3 separate regions of the Homo sapiens genome follow, and regions 1 and 3 are each linked to region 2. The links are chromatin loops, found by intact Hi-C in ENCODE. Cell type or tissue: A673. All regions are shown on one strand.

Region 1 (8,000 bases), 550 kb before region 2:
TCATTCAGAGCCCTTTTGGTAAAGTTAGCTAGGGCTTCTATGTGCCATATGACAGTTCCTAGCCCTACTGAGGGCATGAATATTGCAGCTAGATGATCATACTAATGAAAGACTGACCTAGTCCACCTATTAATCATATGTGGACAACAGGCTGGATTTTTTTTTTTTTTTTTTTTTTTACCCAGCAACCTTGTGCTATGGGAGGCCTAGAGTCCAGCGTCCTAGCCAGCCCACAGGGAGCCACAGCCACAAATTGGTGCCACAAAGCCATTGAGTCCTGTTGGGAGCATACTGGGCCATTGCTCCCAATCTTTAGGCCGGGCCGTTGAGACCAATCTGTGGCAAATACATCCCTTTGCTGGAGTGCTATAATATGTTGGCACCGATCTGGGAGAATCCATCCCATAACCCATGTGGCATTGGGTCAGTGGTCAAGGGAGTGGTTTCATTGTTCCCAACACAAGGGGGCTAGTTGACTCAAGTGCCCAGTAGAGGTGGTTAACCATATGAGCCCAACCCAAATTTGGAGAAAGCCACTCTGGTATCAAACATTTTGGGGTTTAAAAGTTTGGATGGGCACTTTTGGTTCTAACAAGGGAGTAGCTAGTGCTATAACTTCGTCTCTTGTTATGTTAATCAAGAATGGCTTTTCATGTCATTTAAAGGGTCATTTAAAGTTGTTTATGGGCCATTCTGACACATTTGCCCTAGTCACTCCCATCATTTGTGACCCAGTCCAGTGTTTTAAATCCGGGAAGACTTGTAAATGTCTCTAATATTTCCCTTGCATAGGTGAGACCCACCACAGTAAACTGTGGTGCTAGAAAGGGGTAACAGGCCACAGACCCAACAGGAATCCTGCTGGAGGCTGTCTGCATAGTCCTGTGCCCATTGTAGAAAGAGGTTAGCAGTGTGTGCGGAAACAATATTAGGTATAAAGAGAAAGAATAGGATAAAAGAAATTCTTATCGTTTTCTGAATAGAAACTTTAGGTCCTCTAGGGGCTCTGCCTCCCATTGAGTGGCTACAGGTGTTTCTGTGGTGGAGTTCTTGGGCGACTGGAATTTCTTTACCCACATATGATGAACCCAAGGTTTGATGCCTGCTAGTTTCAGTGCTGAGTCGGTAGTCAACAGCCCATCATAGGGCTCTTTCTATTTCTCTTGTAGTTGTTGGGCAGGACCAGCTTCCTTCCATTCTTTCTGCAGCACTTGATCTCCAGACTGGAACGGGTGGTGGGCTTCCACGGAGTCTATGACGTTTCTGTTAGAAGAAAATTTATGCAAGGGATTAAGAGTTTGTTCCAAGTGAGTGGCATAAGTTTTAATAGCTAGTTCCTTGTCTGGAGACATTCTAGCCACCTGGGACAAGTTGGCTACAAAAGGCCTCCTGAAAATGATTTCACAGGGACTTCATTTGATCCCACTTCTGGGAGCTATTCTTACCTGGAGCAGAGGAATCCCAAGCAACTGAAGCCACTTTAGCCGTGTTTCCTGACATAGCTTGGCGAGGGTTGTTTTTAAGGTATGATTTATTCTTTCAGTTTGTCTGGAGGACTGAGGCCTCCAGGCTGTGTGTAGCTTCCATTTTATCCCTAGCACTTTTCTTACTTGTTGGGCGATTTCCTATGTGAATGAAGGTCCATTGTCACTCTGGATAATGTCAGGAAACCCATATCGAGGAATGATTTCCTTTAGCAGTACCTTAACTACCTCCATTGCCCACTCAGAGCAGCATGGGTATGCCTCTACCCAGCCTGAGAAGGTGTCCACCAGAACTAGGAGATATTTGTACCCTCCTGGGGCAGGTAGCATTTGAGTAAAGTCAATTTGCCAATTCTCTAGTGGTTGTTTCCCTCTCCCTTGCTGTCCAGGCTGTCCTGTATTATGGTTGTTGGGCTCATTTTTAGTGCAAAAGTGGCATCGTAGGATTATACTTTCTAAATGGGCCCTCATTCCTTTTCGTATACTTCTATATGAAAGTTAATGAGGCATCTTGCCCAAAAGTTGTGCCATCATGAATATATTTTAGTATTGGGTGAAGGAAAGACCCATGTCCTGGGTCATTGAAAGTTGTGCAGCCATTCTGACACATTTGCCTTAGTCACTCCCATCATTTGTGAGCCGGTCCAGTGTTTTAAATCCAGGAAGACTTGTAAATGTCTCCAATCTTTCCCTTGCATAGGTGAGACCCACCACGGTGGTGCTAGAAAGGGGTAACAGGCCACAGACCTAACAGGAATCATGCTGGAGGCTGTCTGCATAGTCCTGTGCCCATTGTAGAAGGAGGTTAGCAGTGGATGCAGAAACAATACTAGGTGTAAACAGAAAGAATAGGATAAAAGAAATTTTATCTCTGACACCCAGATTAGGCCTTTGTCATTCAATTTCCAGTCATTTTTCATCCTGAATAAACCCTTTGTCCTTGGTAGCCTTTTCGTCCTCAAGACTGTACCTAGGTTTGAAGGCTGCCAAATCTATTTGGGGAATTAAAGGAACCCGGAGTTCAACATTGGAGCTGGCTAGGTGCCTGGCTGTGCAATCTAAGAAAGCATTTCCCCTAGCTACTTCAGAATTGTTGCACTGATGGCCTGGGCAACGCATAACAGCTATTTCTCTTGGGGCCTTTATTGCCTCTGGTAGCTCTAACACTTGCTTTGCGTATTTGATTTCAGTATTGTCAGCCTTCAGTAGGCCCCTTTCTTTCCAGATAGCACCCTGTGCATGGACTATTATGAAGGCATATTTGGAATCAGTGTAGATGTTGGCACTCTTACTTTGGGACAGTTGCAAGGCTCTGGTAAGGGCGATTGACTGAGCTTTCTGTGCAGAAGTCCCTGTTGGGAGAGTTCTTGCCTCTATTCCCTCTGAGACTCACTACAGCATAGGCAGCGTTCCTTCTTCCATTAATGACTAAACTTTTCCTGTTTGCGAACAATGTCCAGTTTGCACATGAGAGGGCTGTGTCCTTCAAATCTAGGGGACTAGAAAACACTTGATCAATAACTTCTGGGCAGTCATGTATTAGTTCCTCTGATTCCCCAGTAGGTGGCAGCAAAGTGGTGGGGTTTAAGGTTCCAGTGGTCTGCAGTTTCACTGCAGGGTCATCGAGCAGGATAGCCTGATATTGGCCCAATCTGCCCGCTGTTAGCCAATAGCCACCTTTTGTTCTAACAACGCCAAGACTTAGTGTGGCACAGAAATCATGGTGGGCTGACCTAGAGTCAGCTTCTCAGCTTCCTTGAGCAACAAGCAGGTCGTGGCTACTGCCCTAAGACAAGGGGGCCAGCCCCTAGCCACAGTATGGAGCTGCTTTGAAAAATAGGCCACAGGCTGTAGTATTTCTCCCAGTTTTTGTGTTAAGACCCAGAGTGCTAGACCTAGTCTTTCATGCATATAAGGTTGGAAAAGTTTGTGTGGGTTTGGCAGTCCTGGAGCCAGAGCAGATATTAATTTATGCTTTAGTTGCTCAAATGTGATTTGGTGTTCGATTTCCCATGGTCTGCTCCTTTTAGATATAGCTGCTTTACTATTAACCCATAATTGGGACTCCAGATTTTACAAAATCCTGCCATTCCTAGGAAGCCCTTTAGTTGCTTCCTGGTTGTGGGCATCACGATGGAGGCAATTGCACTTAGCCTTTCCACCGTCAGGGCTCTAGCTGCTCTTGTAACAAAAACCCTAAGTATTCTATAGTTTGCTTACATATTTGGGCCTTCTTACTTGAAACTTTATACTCACAAGCTGCCAAGTGGTTTAGGGTCTTTACAGTGTTTTCTTGACATTCTTGTTTTGAGGTGCTGGAAATTAATAAATCATCCACATATTGAAGTAGCACCCCATTTTCTAATTGTAAGCCTCTCAAGTCTTGAATCAAAGCCTCTCCAAATATACTTGGGGAGTTTTTAAACCCTTGAGGGAGCACAGTCCAGCAATATTGAAACTGTGCAGCTGTCTCAGGGTCTGTCCACTCGAAAGCAAACAATAGTTGGCTTTCTATTTCTACTGGTATGCAAAAGAAGGCATCCTTTAAGTCTAGCACTGTAAACCATTCGTGATCCTTAGGTAGTGAAGCAAACATAGTGTATGGGTTAGCCACGATGGGGTGAATGTCTTCCACAGTATCATTAATAGCTCTGTGATCTTGCACAAACCTATACTTATGGGAATGAGGCTTCTTTAATGGCAGGAAAGGAGTATCGTATGAGGACTGACAAGGTCTTATTAAGCCATATTGCAAAAACCAGATTAATGCTGGCTGGATAACTTCCAAGACTTCCTTCTTTAAGGGGTATTGCTTTTTTCCGGATAGGTTGGGGCCCTTCCTTCAGTTTGTTTTTTATTGGACTCACATTAATTTCCCTCTCAGGTTGGTCTCATGCCCAGACCTCTGGCTTCACCTTGTCAAAGACTTCTTGAGGAATTGCCTCTACCTCAGGGTGTGGGGCCTCAGTGCTCACCAGCAGTGCTTGCAGCTGCAGTCCATGCTCTGGAGGCATTTGAAGACACAGCTGACGTTTCTCTTGGGTGGAAGATGATCTGAGTCTCTAACTTGCATAGTAAATCTCTGCTAAGTAAAGGTATCAGGCAGTCTGGCACATAAACGAATTGGTGAATTATCAAATTGTTGCCCACTTTACATGAAAGGGGTTGCAGGAACTGTTCTGATTTCAATTGCCCACTTACGCTGACTATACTGACAGAAAGTATCAGAAAGCTCAGTTATTGGTGTATTAACTACTGAATAACTAGCACCAGTATCAACTTTAACCAAGGCTCCTTTGGGGAAATTTTGATGTCAGTTAGAGTTGGAGCTGCTGGGAGTCTTGGGCACCCTCAATCTTCCTCGGATTCATTTTTGGGCTTGACAGCCATAAGTGACCTGGGTTCCTTCTGAGTTAACTTGGGGCAGTCTCTCTTCCAGTGCCCTATTTCCTGACAGTAAGCGTACTGGTCCTTTTCTATTTTCCCTTTCTGCCTTGGGGGTCCTTTTTTCTCGGGTTTCCTCCTGCAGCTGCCAGGAGTACAGCTGCCTGCTGAAGTGCCTTGGTTTCCTTGGCCTCCCTGCTATTATATACCTTGAATGCAATGTTGATTAATTGGGAAGCTTCATTCCAACAGCCGCCTCCACTTTTTGTAGTTTCTTCCTAATGTCTGGGGCACTTTGCCCTGTAAAGGTCATATTCACCATTCTAATGTTTTCAGGGTCCTGTGGGTCTAACTCTGTATACTTTCTATATGTCTGACAGATCTGTTCCATAAATTCTGAGGGGTCCTCAATAGGTGTCTGCTAAAGTGCCTATACTTTGCTCAGACTTTCAGGTCTTGGCACCCTTGATCCAATGCCCTTTAGGATGCACTTTCTATAGTGTTCCAGATGATTCATCCCAGCTCCACCTGCCTCATTAGGATCCCAATTTAGGTCAGTTCAGGGAGTTGCCTCTTTAAGGTCTGGGCTATCATTGGGGCTTTCATCATGAAGGCACTATGCCTCCTCTAACACTAGCCTTCTAACACTAGCCTTCTCTCATCTGCCGTGAGCATGATGTTTAGGAGGGCTTGCACATCAGCCCATGTAAGGCGATGGGTAGCAAAGATAGCAGTAAACAATTCGGTCATTTTCTGGGGATCCACCCTGTAGGAAGAATTGGAATTTTTCCAATTCAGTAAATCAGACATAGAAAAGGACTATATGCCCAATAATATCCTGCCGGAGCTCCTTGCTAATGAACTCCCACAGGATATTGTTGGAGGGAAAATTGCCCTGCTCCAGGCTCAGTGTCTCCCCAGTCAAAATTAGTGCCTTGTCTATTATGGGAGGGAGAGACTATTTTTGCAGCCTCCTCCTATTCCAGGGGTGAAGGCCCTTCCCCCTTCTGAGCCAGTGGCGGGGCATTGGCTCCCTCTGGGTCGCCACCTACTGGGTTAAGTACATTTAACACTTGTTGAGTCTCTAATTCCTTTTCTCCCTCTCCCTGGGACTTGAGACAAACCTTGTCTGAGTGCTGCACCATTAGCTTATTTCCTTTGACCTCTTGATTATGCAGTAACATAAACGCTTGTACATAAGGCTCTTCTGCCTGTCTTCCCTGACACTGACAAAACTGTTCTGATAGATAGTAAAGTAGCTTAAAGATCAAAAAATTGGCCACCATTCCCCAGATCCCAAAACATATGTTGGCTAAACCGTATTACAATAGTGAATCATTTTCTTTTTAGTAATGGGAGGGTACCCATACTGTTTCCAATCCAACAGGATCTTTCCCAGAGGGCTCCCTGGGGGAAGGGAGCAGCATTCCCCATCTTAAATTCAGCAAGGCTATAGGTACAGACACAGAGATAGTTTCAGATAGACACGGACAGAGAGATAGTGTCAGATAGACACAGAAGGAAGTGCACCTAGGTGAAAAAGGCCTGCAAACCAAACAGCAAACGGGAGTACAAAAAAGACCTATTATCTTCCTAATGGTACTGAACAAAAGGCTTAATAGCCCAGATAAGGAAATAATATATGGTCTGGTTTTCCTCACTCTTTGAGCACATCTGCTTCTGCCAAACTTCCGTTCTTTCCCAGGTGATGAAAAGGATGTGTGGTTTTGTCCAAGGGACAGCCCTCAGTAGAGTCCCCAGGACAATCTTACCCAGCAGCTGCTGGGAGTTTCCTCACGACTGTCTCATTGCAAACTGCCAGCATCAAAGGCAGCCACCATCCTGGCGGCCTCCTGGCTGGCTCGACAAAATTTTTGTTCCTGGAACCAAGCTGGATCTGGCTGTGTTTTCTCGAGGCCCAATAATGAGAAGCAGACAAACTTGGAAAGAAGGGAATTTATTGCTGTAACTGGATACAGAGAGAAGGCTGGAGATAATTCCACCAGACCAATTCAAAGTGTTACAACTTTCTTGGTGCTTATATAGGTTGGAGTTATGTGCCTACATGCAGTATAGCATTTGCCTAAGTCTATTGGTAACTAATTTTGTTTCAACTAGAAGGTCAGAGGCAAAAGTCTGATTAAAAGGGCCCCAGTACCTTCAAGGCCTGCCTACTGTGGTACCAGAGTGATTATTTCTATCTTATGTCCTTTACAGCTTGTCTGGAGAGCTGCCTTAGACTCTCCAATGAATCTGTTCAAACAGCTGCCTCTGTTACCTTGACTTGTCTCAGATATGGGTCCTGGCACTGGGAATGTAAGACTGTCTCTATTATTTTGGTTTGCTCCAGGTTAGGGAGAAGACCATGGAAGGCTCCTACTGACCATATGTTTCACTTCTATCTCTGATGTCTGGGCACTGATTTCCCTAGGCTTAACTATTTGCTCAATGTTAAGGCAGCTCTGTGGAAATTAGTCTGTGTAACTGAAGTGCTATGCAGGCTTGTCTGTGTGATTGTCAGGGAGAATTGGCCTGCCACAGAACATATCCTCCAGTATTTCCTTGAGAAAGCGTATATAGCAATTCCAATTTCTAACTGAAAATACTTTCAGAGCTCTGAAGGTATTGGTCCATTTGTCTTCTAACTTGCAGTCTTTTTCTTGACAACTTCTAATTCATTTTTATTCCTGACTCTTTGTTCATGAACTCTTCTTCTCTTTAGAGGCTTGCAGGGTTTCCAAACAATTTCGAACTATTGTATAACAGTATTCTGAAACTTCATGGTGCTATGCTTTATGCTTTTTCCGTGCTTGATTTTATCTGTTGAGTTAGGCATTCAGGGAGGCATTTCAGTTCTAGGAAATTTCATTAAATAATTGCCATGGTTATTTCCTTCTGTGCGTTTTCTCTGTTTTTTTTTTTTTTCTTCGTAGAACTTCTAATACTTGGATGTTAGATTTCCTGGACTGTTCTTTTCTTTCTTTTCTAAAAAATTATGCTGTATTTCCCATCTCTTGGGATTTTTGCTCTGCATTCTGAAAGATGTATCAACCATTTTCCCCCATTCCTGCTACCATATTCAGGAAACCAATTTTGGTTCCTGAATATTTATGGCTTTGCCATTTCACTGAT
Region 2 (8,000 bases):
CTCACCTTTACATATGTACTAGTCCATTCTTGCACTGCTATAAAGAAATGCCTGAGATTGGGTAATTTATGAAGAAAAGAGATTTAATTGGCTCATAGCTCTGCAGGCTGTGTAGTAAGCATGATGCTGGCATCTTCTAAGCTTCCAGGGAAGCCTCAGGAAACTTATGATCATGGGGGAAGGTGAATGGGAAGCAGGCACATCTTACATGGCTGGAGCAGGAGCAAGAGAGAGTGGGGAAGGTGCTATACACTTTAAAGCAACCATATATTATGAGAACTCGCTCGCTATCATGAGGATAGTACAGAGGGGGATGGTGATAAACCATTCGTGAGAAACCACTCCTAGGATTTAATCACCTCCCAGCAGCCCTCATCTCCATCATTGGGGATTACAGCTGAACTTGAGATTTGAGCAAGGACACAAATCCAAACCACATCATTACACATGTGTACTCAATGCTTAGCTCCCACTTATAAGTGGGAACATGTGGTATTTGGTTTTCTGTTCCTGTGTTATTTCACTTAGGATTATCACCTCCAGCTGCATCCATGTGGATGCAAAAGACATAATTTCATTCTTTTTAATGGCTGCTTAGTATTCCATGATGTACAGGTACCACATTTTCTTTTTCCAATCCACCATTGATGGGCATCTAGGTTGACTCCATGACTTTGCTGTTGTGAATAGTGCTGTGATGAACATACAAGTGCCTGTGTCTTTTTGGTAGAACAATTTATCCTTTAGGAATATACCCAGTAATGAGATTGCTGGGTTGAATAATAGTTCTGTTTTAAGTTCTTTGAGAAACCTCCAAACTGCTTTCCACTATGGCTGAGTTAATTTACTTTCCCACCAATGATATATAAGCATTCCCTTTTCTGTGCAACCTTGCCAACGTCTGTTATTTTTTGTATTTTTAATCATAGTCATTCTGACTGGTGTGAGATGGTATCTCATTGCGGTTTGATATGAGTCTTTTCTCATGTTTTTTAAACTTCATGGAACATAATCTGTAATGGCATAGAAGAGTTCATCATACAACTATACACTATTGAATTTAACGGTTCCTCATGTTGAACATTTAGCTTCATCCAATTATTTTGGCATTTTAAATAATGTTGAAATGATTATCTTCATACATATTTGTTTGCAGGATAATGTTCTTAGGGGAGATTTCTAGAAGTGAAATGAGTGTCAAAACAAGGAAAATTCTCATAGTAAAAAATGTGAACATTTCATTCACAAAGTTTTTGTGCAGAAGTTGCTGTGTGGTTTTAGGCTCTCTTGCAAAGCCAAGTTTAACATCCTGCTTCATCCTGTGCTACTTTGAGTGATAGAATCACAAGTAAAACTCTCTTCCCAGTGGGAGCTAAACTTATCAAGTCTGATGGTTATTTGTCTAATATTATGTTAATAATACCTGTTTAAACCAACATTTGAGTCCATGTCCAATGGTAATTGATATTCACAGAGTAATACTGAAACATGGCAAAATCCGAATCAGTCATCAAAAATGAATAAATTATGTTCAGTAGGGTTTTTTATTATGCATTTATAATAGTGTGTGTTATATAGAGAGAGTTGTATTCACAATTTTCTATATCTTTAAAAATAAAAGTTCTTTTGTGTCTATATGGTAACCTTTTATTACTCATAATAAATTATCCCTGAATTTAGCCCCTAAATATATGTTTAACAACAGAGTTTATTACATAGTATAATGTATTTTATTCCTACATCATGAAGTAGAAGGGGAGTATTGGATGAGTCATACCTCTACTCTATGCCATTTTACTTTTCCCAAAATAAACTTTTATCAACTTTGTTTAAAACATTATTTATATTAAAGCCTGTCTGAATAGACATGGAGCCTGTCCGGTAGCCTTAAGGGATTAGCAAATTATAATTTAGCTGAAATATGACAATTTTAGCAGATCAGTGTTCCCCTCTGGAGGCTAAAAATATGCATCAAACTACACTAAGAAGAGGGATGTTTATTTGAAACTCATCCAAACAATCTGAAACCCCTACATGGAAATCTTGAAGAAAAGATTTTTCCACAGATTTCTACTCTCTTCTTTCTTACTTTTAGATGTTCTAGGAAAATAGTATTAAACAATCTATTCAGCTTTGCTGCCTGGAGTGAAAACAGAGAAGCAAATGTTGTTAATGAGGGAAAGAAAAAGAGAAGGGGAAATATCTACTAGAAGTAATTTGAATTTGGCTGATATTTATATGCAAAAGAAAAATGAAAGACAGAATATTGTACCTTAAATGAGATATATTTGGAATCATTTTGGAGGTATAAAATTGAACTTAACGTACAAGATGAAATAAAAGCATACCAAATTATCCAGTATCACCTTCATTCTTTATCCATTTGCATTAGGCAATGGTAAATGCGTATTTCATTCATTGAGCTTATCTCCAAGTGTAGCTAGAGGAGAAAAAGTTTCCTTTCAAATAATCTATTTTATATTCCAGATTTCTTTCAAAGTCCAAATTGAACAAAAGTTTAGTTCTTAAAGGTAGGTCATGTGGTCTGATGTGGGGTTTTGAATTTCGGTTTTCTGCTTTTTGATTTGGGACCTCAATCCCTCTCTTTATAAATGATAGAATTGGAATACATAATTTATCTTTAAGATCACTTCTACCCCCTTTTTTTAAGAAAATTAAAACCCATAAATTTATAGTCACTTGATGTATCTCTTCTGCTTTTTGTCTCCTTCCCCGTATTTTTAAATTTGCCATTGCTTGAGTGTTTGATTCTTCTACAGAGGTAGAAAAACAAATTAACTTGCATCCTCTCTGCTCTATTAATTTCTGATGTACTTGAGGGTGGATACTGTCTTTTGTTTTTTCTGTACTTTCCCAAAAGTCAATCATTTTTCTGCATAGAGGAGTTTCTAGCCCTGTTTTTAATTGACCAGTGTCTTTAGAAGCTCCTCATGGAATATTATAAAGGAGTAAACAGAGGCATATGTATGATCATTGAGTCTCCACTGCTTTTCATGTCTGTGTGGTGGGCTCATGAGGTCATACATCCAAATTCTAAATATTAGAAAGGCCAGAGTCTTTATTCTCAGTTTCTTAGAGTATTTCTATCAAACTCAACACATCACCCCTTTGGGATTTCCATCAGGAGGTAGGAGAAGTGCTCATGGTTTTTTTTTAAAGAGGTATAAATTTGATCTCATTTGACATTGCCAGCCTCCAAAACTGTATTCCGTAAGGAAGCCTCTACCTTGGTGTGGGTGTTTTCCCTGGGGTCACTGAAGGACAGAGCTGTGATTAATCATGCTTGCCACTAGAGGTCAGTGCTTACCATTCACAGAGTGAATCTAATACAACGGCCTTTGGACTCCTGAAGACCAGCGTTAAAAGAGTATTTGAAATTTCTTTGTGCTGTTAGTTGAGACTAATGGACTCTGGGTCATTATGGATTGTGTATTCTATGCAGGCTCTATTAGGAATAATTCAAAATGATAATTATATTTTCAAGTATTATTTAGTATTATTTCCATTCCTGGTTATATAGATCAACTGTTTCAGAAATTAACAAGTTTTTGCTCTATAGAATATCTCAGTGGTCTTTAGGTTTTCCCACTTTCTCCTTTTTCAAAATGTTATAATCGGCATCAATCAATAAGTAGGGTGAGTAAAGGTAGAGAATAAGGTGGTGGTATTTGAGGTACTTTGATAAGGTTCTTCTATTCTTACCTAACTTAAAACATTTCTTCACTTTTCTGGTACAGAGGCTTCTCATTCTATCATCAGGCATTAGTCCTCTTAAATCAAATCATTTAGCTATAGTTCTTTTTACTACAAATATTTATTATTTGCACATAATATGACAGGGACTGTGTTTTGATTTTAAGCTTCAATAATTCACTTATTTTAAATATTATCTGAATGAGGTCCTGCTGAGAAATGGATTCCAGTTTATATTTATTTGATAGAGCTCACTTGGCTGTTTAGTTGTACTTCAGTGAGCTGGCTTTCTAAGTTCAGCCTTGGTTCAGCCTTCACTATAGAGGTAAGGCTGTTAACATTTGTTGAACACCTACTGTATGTAAAGTATTTCTTGTATATAGTATCTCATTTAATGCTCACGGCAACCCCTGAAGTAGGAATTGCTTATTATCTCCATTTTACTGATGAGGAGACTCAGCTTCAGAGTTTAAATAACTTGCTCAAGATCACACACAGCTTATGAGGGAAAGGGCTAGGATTTGAATCTACGTCGGCTCTTCTCCAAAGCCCATGTTTTTTTCCCTAAGTGTTAGGTTGCCTTATGTGGTATTCATAGTAAAGTTGCTGCCCTCTTCCCTTCCCTCTTACCAACTCTCTTTCCCCTTCCAGACATCTTTGCATCAAATATGTTCAGGATTTCATGACTTATAATTTTTACTATTTTAACCTGCTATTCTAATGAGAAAGTGACCTGACTCCAATATATTTGTTAGTGTAGTTTAGTGTTAGTTACAGAAGATCTGGCATTGAGTTAGGGTGTTTGATCATTATAGTGCCTCTCCAAGTCTCCTTACTGTTAACTGAAACTCTGAAAGCTGAGGGCCCTTGTAGCATAGATTGGGTAGCTTAACCAACAGAAATTTATTTCTCACAGCTCTGGAGGCTGGAAAGTTTAAGATCAAGGTACCAGCAAGGTAGCTTTCATTCTGAGGTTTCTTCTTGCTGTGTGCTCACATGGTGAAGAGAGAAACAGAGGAAACAAACTATCTGGTGTCCCTTCTAATAGGGACAACTTCTAATAGGGACACCTTCTAATAGGGACACATAATTTCATCATGACAGTCTCTCCTTCATGACCTCATCTGAACTTTACCTCCCAAGGACCCGTTTCCAAATACCATCACATTGGAGGTAAGGGCTTCAGCATATGAATTTGAGGGGGACACAGTTCAGTCCATAGCATCTTTGAATATTAAATTGCAGTGATTTTTCCTCATCCAAAATATGGGGAGGGAAGCTTTGGAAGGTGAAATGTTAGACAAGCATGTTATTTTTGTTATCATACTTTACACTTCTGTAGAATTCTGGGTGCACTGATATAGCGATTCTACTCCACTAGGCACTGAGCTTCTTGAGAGATTGGGCCATGCATTTGTATATGACCAACAACTACAGATTAAATGGCACGTGAATGTTGAATGAGTCAGTAACCCTCTCAGGACTAATGCTACCCAATCTGCCTTTCTGGAGTGGTTTAGGGCTGTGGGGGTTATTCCTAGGCTTCTTGTTACTCTTTTCAATTTTTCATATTCTCTTTTTGGTTTCCGAACTGAAGTCAGGTTTGTTGAAGTATACTTTACATACAGTAAAATTCACAGTTTAAAGTGTACAGTTTGATGGGTTTTGATAAATGTATTCAGTCATGTATACTCTGTTTGCTACCACAATAAAAAATTGAATATTTTCCTCACCCCTAAAAGTTTCCTTGTTCTCCTTTGTAGTCAGTTTCCTTCTTCTACACCTGTCCCCTAGCAACTACCAATTGAATTCCTGAATATAGTTTTGACTTTTCTATGTCATGTAAATATAATCACATACTGTGTTGCCTTTTGGATCTGGCTTATTTTTTTGAGATTCACCCATGTTTTTGCATGTATCAATAATTTACTTCTTTTTATTGCTAAGCAGTCTTTTATTGTATAGATATGCCACAATTTGTTCATTCAGTAATTAATAATATTTGAGTTGTTTCCATTTGTTGGCTATTTTAACAGAGTTATTATACATTATCTGTTGTGGACTCAATGTTTATATATCTCCAAAATTTATATGTTGAAGCCCCAATCTCTAAAGCGATGGTCTTTGGAAATGGAGCCTTAAGGAGGTAATTAAGTTTATATGAGGTCCTGTGGGTGGGGTCATCACAATGGGATTAGTGTCCCTATAGGAAGAGACACCCAATAGCTTGCTTTCTCTCTTTACCATGTGAGTACATATTGAGAAGATAGCCAACTACAAGGCAAAAGAAGAGGCCTCATAATGAAACTTACCTTGCCTGCCCCTTGATCTTGAAGCTCTCAGGCTCCAGAACTCTTAGAAATAAAATTCTACTGTTTAAGCTGGCCAGTCTATGGTATTTTGTTATAACAGTCTGAGCAGACTAATACAATATCTATGCACAGGTCTTTGTTGAAGCATATAATTTTATTTCTTTTGAGTAAATACCTAGGAATGAGAATCCTAAAACACATGATAAGTTAGATATATGTGACTTTAGAAGAAACTGACACACGGTTCTCCAAAGTGGCTGTATGATTTTGCATTTCCCTTAACAGTGTATGAGAGTGCCCTACATCCAAGTCACCATATGGTATGATAAGTGTTTTGAAATCTCAGCCATTCTGGAGAGCAGTGATATCTAATTGTGATTATAATTTGAATTTCCCTAATAAATATTGGAGGTGAGCATCTTTTTATGTACTTATTTCTTTGATGAAGTATCTGTTAAAATGTTTTTCCCATTTAAAAAAGTTGTGTTGTTTTCTTATTATTGAGTTGTAATCATCCTCATATGTATTCTAGGTACAAGTCCTTTTCCAGATACGTGTCTTACAAGTATTTTATCACAACCCAAGGCTTGTCTTTTAATTTTCTTAACAGTATATTTTGAAGTTTTAAATTTTAATGAAGTCCAAAATCGGTTCTTTCTTTTGTGTTTTCTCCTGTATTGTTTCCTAAGAAATCTTCACCTAATTGTAGTTCAAAAAGATTTTCTCATGTTTTACCAGAAATTTTATAGTTTTTGGTTTTAAATTTAGGTCTAATGTTACATGTGAGGTTAATTTTTGTTTAAATTGCTCTGTAAGGATCAACGTTCACTTTTTAAAAAAATACAAGCATCTCTTCTCAAATTTTAAAGAGTAAAATATAGAACTGAGACCTTTCCTTTCTTGCCACAAGGTGAGTTACAATTATTTCGATCATAGATTTGATGGAATTTTGTGGTATATTCACTTAAAAATATATTCTGATTATTTTCCTGTATCTATAATCACATGGATACTTACATCTTTGTCTTTTGTAAATCATGGATAATTTTCATACTTAATCATTTAGAAAAAATATAAACAAACCAAAGGAAAAAATAAAACAGAAAAAGGCAGCTGTAAGAAGAGGATTAAGAAGGAATGTCCTCCAAATATACTGTAATTCATTCCAGAATCACGGAGATTCAGAATACACTGTGTTATGAGGGAAAAGGCTTTCTAATAAGCAACTGTAAGGGACTAGTGAAAATCTCTCAGTTTGAGTCCTTTGAATTTAAGTTCTTTCAGTATGAAAGTATAAAAATGACTTTCAGTAGGATGCATAACAAGTTGTTGGAATCTGTAATACATGGTCAGATTACTTTAATACACACCGTAATAATAAACTATTACATGTAAGACAAAATGTCAGAGGAAACTTTTTTTAATAATTAACATGGCATTGGGAAAAAATGTTTTTATTGTGGTTTAAGCACTTAAAGACAGGGAACAAATGGTTAGCATAAATAAGCACTTTCCTAACTGGAAGATGGTAATGGGGACATCCTCTAAAGAATGCTTTTAAATTATATATAGGTTAGTAAATTATCTGAATAATAAAATCGCTAACAGAATTTAACACCACTATTTTGACTAGAAGAGATACTCAGTTCATGGGGAATACGTTTAATGATGAATTCTCAGTTATGAATGTAAAACAATGACAGGTGAACTTTTAATGTATATATAGGTGTAAGATATCTATTCAAAGAAAAAAAGAAGTGCAGAACTGATGGCCTTATGGTGTTAATTATACCTCAAAATTGATTTTGGAATAACGTGAATCTCCTCCCCAAGGCACTAAACCAATTGTGTTTCTCATTGAGAAAACTGGAAGCAAATCAGAAAACATCACCCTGTGATTGTATAAGAACTGGAATATTCTATATTCTCTTGGTCACTACTCCTCAGAGAAAATAGACCTGGAAGAATTCCGCA
Region 3 (8,000 bases), 150 kb after region 2:
TATTACTTGGTACTTTAGTACTGATTCAAAAGCTGAATCTTGAAAAAACCTGCCAGAACTCAGCAGTGAGAACTTACCAAAAAGGATATGCATTGTACAGAACTAACAAAAATTTTATATCGTAAAGGAAAATGTTTCTTATTAAACATTTGATGACTTTTTCTAATTCCACCTCCATCTATGGTCACATATATGCACAAGGCTCAGCAGAAGTTTTTATCTGCCTGAGTTTCAGATTATGTTATTTGCATTTTTTTTATTGTTTGGGTTCAGGCTCAAGGGGTAATATCTGTTCAGTAATCCTCTTTCATTTAAGTGGCAGGTGAAGTATGGATAAGATGACTAACTCGTTAAGGTTCGAAAAAGAAGCCGTTGGCTGAGCAATTGTTTCAGATTGATTTACTGTGAAATCTTCTGACCCATTTCACTTGTGCATGTTTTTGTAAGCATAGCTAGTGAATCAAATGTAGGTGATGAGATCTTTTTTATTAGCTGGTCCTGTTGTCCATGAGACCTTATCAAGATAGCATCAACAACTGAAACTAATGCAGGGATCAAATAGGAGATGCAATTTTTTCATATCTGGTATGAAAATTATTCCCATCAAGAAACACAAAAAATTTTCACAATATCAATGCAAGCTTACATTTGTTACCAGGTATTTAGAATTAATTTGCAGCAACACATAAGACTGTTGTTCTTAGGCAGAGGAGAAACATAAAACTCTCAAAGTATGAGTATTACTAGGCTACAGAGCCAGGTAGCTTGGTTTACTATGGAGAGGGAAAACCCATATAACCTTATTTTTCAGATCCTTAACATCCATCAAGTTTCAACCATACATTAAAGATTTTCATGTCTATTCTGTGTGTGCAAGATGCTTTGCGGTCCTGTGGGACCTACCAAAGACAATCTTACTTCCCAGGTTTGCTATTCTGTTCTTATTGACCTAACATGACCATCACTAGGGTCATTTCTTTGGGTTCAACGACAAATGTAGAAGTATTGTCTCTATGTACACCATTAAAATGTGCATTTAATTCTGAAGGAAAAAAAGAACTCTGGGGGACATATCTGATCACTTATATTCCCATAGTCACATGAATTCAAGCCAGCTTGGCTTGAATTCAAGTTGCAGCTATCCTGTGACAGATTGAACTCTGAGACTGGCATAATTCAGCAGTGGATGAGAATAAAGGCTCACAGCAGCAACTTCTGAGAGGGGCTAGGAGCAGATTTTAGTATATTAAGGTGTCTACAGAGCTCCAAGCCCCTTTAGAGGCAAGACCCCCATTCATTCACCTCTGTGTCCTCAGGGCCCCATACTTGCTTCACGTACGGGGAATGCATGAACAACTGCTAAAAAGGCTATTGTAGGAAATATTCACTAATGCAGGGAGAGAGGTAATGGGATGAAAATTAGTAAGCTTCAGTAAACAAGACTAAGGTAACAAGTTATATACTTAACTTACCTTTGGGATTAAGTATTCAGAAGGAATCCAGGATCCAGAAACAACTGCTGAGAAAGTAGTGGCTTTTCTATGGAACCAAAATGGCCCCACAGCTAGAGGAGCAAAGATAAGAGGGAATGTATGGCCAAAGGAAAAAATGTCCATTAAGGCACTTTCTTCTGGACAGGAAGGTTGTACATCCTGCTTTTGTACAGTCTTGTTTTTAAATATCTACTCTCTAATTATATTATTGCAAATGGCATAAAAATCTACTTTCCCAAGTAAAATATGAAGCTTTTGTCTTTACACTTAGGAAAACACACACAGGAAAAACACATATGGGGCCATGACAGTAATCCACAGGATTATGTTTATTTACAGTTAGTTGATTTTGTGTGTGCATATCTACTTGTCAACATATGGGTCATGTATGTTTGTTTCTGTCTGTCAAAAAAAATTTACACAAAGCATTTGGGTCATGAATGAAATTAGTTTTTGACTGCTTTTTAGCCTAAGGCGTAATTGTGTATGTTTTAGCTTTTGATTCTATATGTCTGATTTTGTTCTATATGGAAGAATGTTTGTGTAAGTAGATTTTATGTCGACTTTTAATTTAACTGTATTTGTAAAAAATTGCTTTTGGAACTTGCGGGGTTTGAATAAGCCTCTGAGATAATGTGTTTAGGATGGTACTCAGAGCTGAGAGTAAATGTGTTGTGCTTGATATATGTTTTCTGTTTAGCAGTACATGTGAGTAAAGTTAGGCCTGTGTATGTGGGATATTATTTTATTTAGAGGTAAAGAAAGAAGGAAGTGACAGAAATAGGCAAAGCATCTTCACATTTTCTCATGGTTCATTTGGGTTTGTTCTTCAACATATGGTCAAAGTCTACACCCTTCCAAGTGAATGTAGAGTGATCTGTTGCCTACATGTTTAGCTTCTATCTTTTCCTTTTGCTCTAAGCTACTTTTCAAAAATATTTAAACCAGTATACTCCTAACTTAAGTTTCTCAATTTCTGTCATGCTTTCTGATTGGCAAATCAGAATGAAGGCAAAAGATATACTCTTCTGTAAAGTCTAAGCTTGGAATCGTTAAGTACTTATTTATAGAGTAACGACCCATTTCCTTGCCTTTTATTAGTGCCTAGAATGCCTCACTTAACTTTATAAACTTACAAATTTATTACTGGGCATATATAGATGTTAAATGTTCTTACTACAATCATGTTATATGTATAAATACATATATATATTATACATGTATATAAAGTCACACACATATAAAATTTATATCTATATAGCATGAGATCTACCTTCTCAATAAGTTTTTAAAAATACAATGCATTATTGTTGGCTATAGGTACAATACCATATGACAAATCTCTAGAGTTTATTCATCTTAGTTAACTGAAACTTTATGATCATTGATATAGTAACTCCCCATTCTCCTCTCCTTCCAATTCCTGGTAACCATCATTCCAACCTTTGATTCTATGCATTTAACTATTTTAGGTACCTCCTATAAGTGGATTTGTCTTTCTGTGATTGGTCGAGTTCACTTAGTATGATGTCCTTCAGGGGTCACCCATATTGTTATTCCTGGCATATTTTTAAAAAGTGGAAAAAAAACCCCACACACTAAAATGTGAAAAATCTCTACCTTAAAGAAAGGAAATTCAAAAGATAAGAACACATGCCAGAGGGTGCATATTTTAATCCCCGTTTCCTTGTGTATTAAAAAAAAAATCTGAAAATGAAGAATTTCAGGGCAGACAGACTCATAGGTCAGGACTGAGAAATTTGCAAAACTGGAGCTGTCTGGGAGAAAATAGCTCTAAATCCACACTTTAGAACTCTGCGTTGTTTTGGGGGAAAATAAGAGTCACCAACGTTCTCACTTAGCGACAAGTTTAATTCGTACTCATGGACATGCGCCAGGATCAGGTGTGAAAGCTGTGAAATCTAGGTCCAAAAATTCTGAAGAGGATGCTGCTTGTATCCTCCCCTGGCGGCTAGCTGCCTTCTAACTTCAAGTTGTGGCTCAATGCTTGGATTTCTCTGCTCCTGGACATTAGTGTCTGCGAAGCAGAAATGCAATAACTTTCGAACAATCCCTTGCTTTGCTTGGAAAGTCTCGCACTTGGCCACCAGACATCACCGAACTCAGCGCTTGTCTCCTGCAGCAATTCCGTGGCTCGCTGAACGGCTGCCACTGGCGCCCCCAAGCGCCAGCGCGTCCCAGTCGTTCCCGGAGCAGCCTTCGACCTTCGGCCGAAGGGAATTGGACCTGGAGAGACCCGGGGGCTGACAGGAATGGCTTCTCTTGTAATTCACTGGGGCTAGAAGGCAGGAAGCCAAGGAAGACAGGATCTCAAAGGCTCCCTGCCCCCGTTCATTCCTATCTGGGATTTCCTATTCGCAAAAAGAGCAGTTGCCTGGCATGGTAAAGATGCTCATTCGAGCTGTGAGGTCCAAACCCTTGGAGCGTACCCAGAGCATCCCCTTCTTCCCAGTCCCTCAGAGACATAGACATATTCTACGAGTGCGGCGGGGCCCGGGGTTCCGAAGGAGGAGACTAAAAAGACCCAAATCGAACAGGCTCATCTTTTCCCCTCTTTGGTCTGCCCCTTTCCTTCCAGACCCTCTATCCGGATCATTGGCCACCCCCTGGCGCACCTATGTGGCTCCAGCTTCACACACTCCCTGGGAGGCACAGTCTAAAACCAAACGTGAGCTCACAAAGAACACAATACTAATGAGCAGATGCGCAGATGCTCACTTCTCTAAAGCTTCCATAGGGCTTTTCCAGCTCTCCTCGCGGAGTCAGGGGCTGAAGATGGGTGGGAAGATCTAAGAAAGGGTGGCAGCGATCAAGTGGTGTCAGCTTGCCCCACTCCGTTTCCACCTTTGGTCTCTGCCAGTTTCCAAAGACCCCTCCAACCGCTGGAGTTGTTGTCAGGAATTAGGAGCCCCTATGTTCCATTCACCTCATGGAAAAGCTAGATCCCCCTTTTCCAGTAGTTGTGGGTGGAGACAGAGCGGGAGGATGAGGAGGAGGAAAAGCTGGAGTGAAAGCCGCAGAAGCAGAAGCAGCACGCAGAGAGGAGGGGGGCGGAAGCGGTGGGGAGTGAGAGAAAAATTTTCACTCTTTGTCACTCTTGAATTGGGGGCGGAGGTAAAAAAAAAAAAAAAGTCCTCACTGTGGGAAGCTATAAAAAGCAAAGAGGACTGGGGAGAGAGCAGAGAGAGAGAAAGCGGGAGCCCGCGGCGAGCGTAGCGCAAGTCCGCTCCCTAGGCATCGCTGCGCTGGCAGCGATTCGCTGTCTCTTGTGAGTCAGGGGACAACGCTTCGGGGCAACTGTGAGTGCGCGTGTGGGGGACCTCGATTCTCTTCAGATCTCGAGGATTCGGTCCGGGGACGTCTCCTGATCCCCTACTAAAGCGCCTGCTAACTTTGAAAAGGAGCACTGTGTCCTGCAAAGTTTGACACATAAAGGATAGGAAAAGAGAGGAGAGAAAAGCAACTGAGTTGAAGGAGAAGGAGCTGATGCGGGCCTCCTGATCAATTAAGAGGAGAGTTAAACCGCCGAGATCCCGGCGGGACCAAGGAGGTGCGGGGCAAGAAGGAACGGAAGCGGTGCGATCCACAGGGCTGGGTTTTCTTGCACCTTGGGTCACGCCTCCTTGGCGAGAAAGCGCCTCGCATTTGATTGCTTCCAGTTATTGCAGAACTTCCTGTCCTGGTGGAGAAGCGGGTCTCGCTTGGGTTCCGCTAATTTCTGTCCTGAGGCGTGAGACTGAGTTCATAGGGTCCTGGGTCCCCGAACCAGGAAGGGTTGAGGGAACACAATCTGCAAGCCCCCGCGACCCAAGTGAGGGGCCCCGTGTTGGGGTCCTCCCTCCCTTTGCATTCCCACCCCTCCGGGCTTTGCGTCTTCCTGGGGACCCCCTCGCCGGGAGATGGCCGCGTTGATGCGGAGCAAGGATTCGTCCTGCTGCCTGCTCCTACTGGCCGCGGTGCTGATGGTGGAGAGCTCACAGATCGGCAGTTCGCGGGCCAAACTCAACTCCATCAAGTCCTCTCTGGGCGGGGAGACGCCTGGTCAGGCCGCCAATCGATCTGCGGGCATGTACCAAGGACTGGCATTCGGCGGCAGTAAGAAGGGCAAAAACCTGGGGCAGGTAGGAAAACCCCCAAACACATTCTTCAGACAGAAGAGGCAGGGGCCAGCTCTCTTGGGCTAGCGGTTTGCCATTGCATCTTGCAACATTCGGAGCGTGGCCCCAGATACAGAGAACAGGCGGCTGGGGAGGGATTCACCGAACAGGGTCTGCGTGGGCGGGGGGTGTCTGGGTGGCTGCTGGTCCTGCACTGCACGGAGTCAAAGGGTTAGGATTCTGTCTCGCCTTTGCTCTGGGGCGTGGGCACATATCAAGATCTAGTGCTTTCCTGTGGAGAAAGTGGTCAGGATGGTCCTTCCATTTAACACTGTGATGCAACTGATGAAGATGTTAATAGCATTTAACCTATAGCACCTAATAACGTGCCAGGCACAGTTCTAAGCGTTTTACATATTCACTCATTTAATCTTCACAACTCTGTGAGCTAGATGCTGTTGCTTTCCCATTCTGCTAATGAAGTAATTGAGGCACGGATTGATTAACGATTTGCCCAAGGCACACAGCTAGTATAAGTGGCAGAGAGGGATTTCAGTCTAGACATTGAGATACTGGGCGTTTAACCATTATATTTTACAATCTGGAGGGGACATTACTCCTTTTCAGGGTCTCCTTCCCTTCCAACCACTTACTCTCTTCAAAGAAGTAAGGTCACAGACAAAACAACTCCAGTAGACGCGCATTTCTCACTCACGCAGAATTGTACATAAATCACCCGGAAGGAAGCAAAATGATGAGATGACAATGACAGCGTCGTAGGCGCCAGCGATACAGCAGGACACTGAAGGCGTTTTTGAGAGAGGGAACTTTCCGCAGGCGCCTCTGTCTCTGTCATACAGACAGATAGATTGAAAGCCACTTGCAAACTGTTATACAAATAGACACGCACAGAGACGAGCGCGCACACTCGGTACCAGTTGTGGCTGGCGCGCTGTGGCCAGGAGAGGGGGCTCTGTGGGCACTGGGAATCATGACAGCTCCCCCTTCCGCTCCTTTTGTGGGAAGCCAAAACTGAGAAAGCCATTTTACCAATGGCACACGCACCTCGCACAACACAAGTGTCAACCCCTGGCAGCGGCCCACGCCCCAGAGATCCGAGTTTCCTTGGAACCGACTGATGCTGCTGTTTTGCGCGCTCTCGGTGTCCTCCGCCGCCCCTGTCCACAGCGCAGCCAGCCGGCTGAAGGTTGGTTGAGAGGGCCGAGCCATTCTGGGATGGACAGAGAGACAAGACCCGGGCTTGGCCCCCTACTGCCCTCTCACGGGGACAATTTTGCAGTTTTGCTAGTTTTGCAGTTCCAGAACTCTTCCCAGAGCTTTGAAGTGTGAACCGTTTCAGCTATCCTTTCAAGGGATTACAAAATCAGCAATCAGATTTTTTTTAAGGTCTCAGGAAAAATAAGAAAGTACATATACGTTCAGGCAAACATAACCGTTGCACATCCTCACACACGTGCACATGCCTACGCGCTTATGTGACCACTTTCCTTCGCTTTTTCTCTCCTGCGAGTCACCCCAGGATTTTCAATAGCAATGGTCCTAACAGTTTCTTAGAAGTCTGTCATGAAATGGAACAGGGATTAGAAAGAATGGGTGCTCTCAATCCAAATCATGACTCCTCTAATGCTACTGACTTCAAATTTCATGTTCCCAGTTGAAGAAAGCTTAATGTGTAGTTCCCCCAAGGACACAGGGAAGGAAACCTCAATAGTCCTGAGGTTCCTTTCCATTCTAATCTATGTATTTTCTGGGAATTTTTGTAAAGCGCTTTTTGTTTCTGTTCCACTATTGGGCCAACATACCTGATGTTCCTCTGTCAGAAAATCAGTTACATGCGTCGTTTCATTAGCCTTAGCGTTACACAGGGGAGACTGAGGGATGCATCCCAGAACCTAGCTTCTTCTTTATGTTTTAATACTGTATCTGTATATAAATCGGTATAAAATATGTTTTTGTGGTGCTACCTCTCCAAATAGCTACTTAATTATGCTTCTTAAAGAGTTTGGAAGTCTACTTACATCGCCTTAAATTGAGAATTTATTTATTTATTTCACAAATGAGTTGAATTTCTTATATGCCTTTCATAACATAGCAGTTCTATGGAATATATTTTATTATATTTACTTAACTGGAATCCTAGATTGTTAAAATTTGACATTAGGCTTGTGAAAAAAATTGTTAACATATTCAAGATGAAGGTAAAACAAAATAAAATACTGGGTTGAATAGCAGGAGGCTAGCTGGCAAATGTGAAAATTTTATTTTGTGTATTCTTCTTTAACGAATGATCTAAAGTATGTACTGTTATGAAGAAACAAATAGTAAAATATTTTCTCTTTGAAGTGAAAAGAATAATTCTTTGGATACT

What was found. A loop is a pair of places that touch in the nucleus more often than their neighbours do. Peaks named below come from ENCODE experiments on the same cell type or tissue, not always from the same donor. Only the 100,000 strongest peaks of a DNase experiment are listed, where the experiment ranks them.
Region 1: a loop joins it to region 2, with 3 times the contacts of the local background. A loop is called at or near these places in 13 of 110 quality-filtered maps.
Region 3: a loop joins it to region 2, with 6 times the contacts of the local background. A loop is called at or near these places in 36 of 110 quality-filtered maps.

What each region holds. Positions count from the first base shown.
Region 1 is chr4:107,732,234-107,740,233 of GRCh38, reverse strand. No RefSeq gene overlaps it. Among named protein-coding and RNA genes, the nearest start is that of PAPSS1, 16 kb to the right of the region's middle. RefSeq lists an enhancer at 5,633-6,163. In A673, CTCF peaks have their summits at 3,024 (motif pointing right) and 5,893 (motif pointing left); DNase peaks (open chromatin) are centred at 3,073 and 5,913.
Region 2 is chr4:107,178,669-107,186,668 of GRCh38, reverse strand. No RefSeq gene overlaps it. Among named protein-coding and RNA genes, the nearest start is that of DKK2, 150 kb to the right of the region's middle. RefSeq lists a silencer at 3,243-3,537. In A673, a CTCF peak has its summit at 3,313 (motif pointing right); a DNase peak (open chromatin) is centred at 3,318; H3K27ac peaks cover 927 bases.
Region 3 is chr4:107,033,005-107,041,004 of GRCh38, reverse strand. DKK2 (dickkopf Wnt signaling pathway inhibitor 2) reads left to right here and starts at 4,692. Exons shown (of 4, transcript NM_014421.3): 1 at 4,692-5,635. The coding sequence starts at 5,414. In A673, CTCF peaks have their summits at 3,699 (motif pointing left) and 6,566 (motif pointing right); DNase peaks (open chromatin) are centred at 3,654, 4,654, 5,144, 6,554 and 3 weaker places; H3K4me3 peaks cover 4,905 bases; H3K27ac peaks cover 4,955 bases.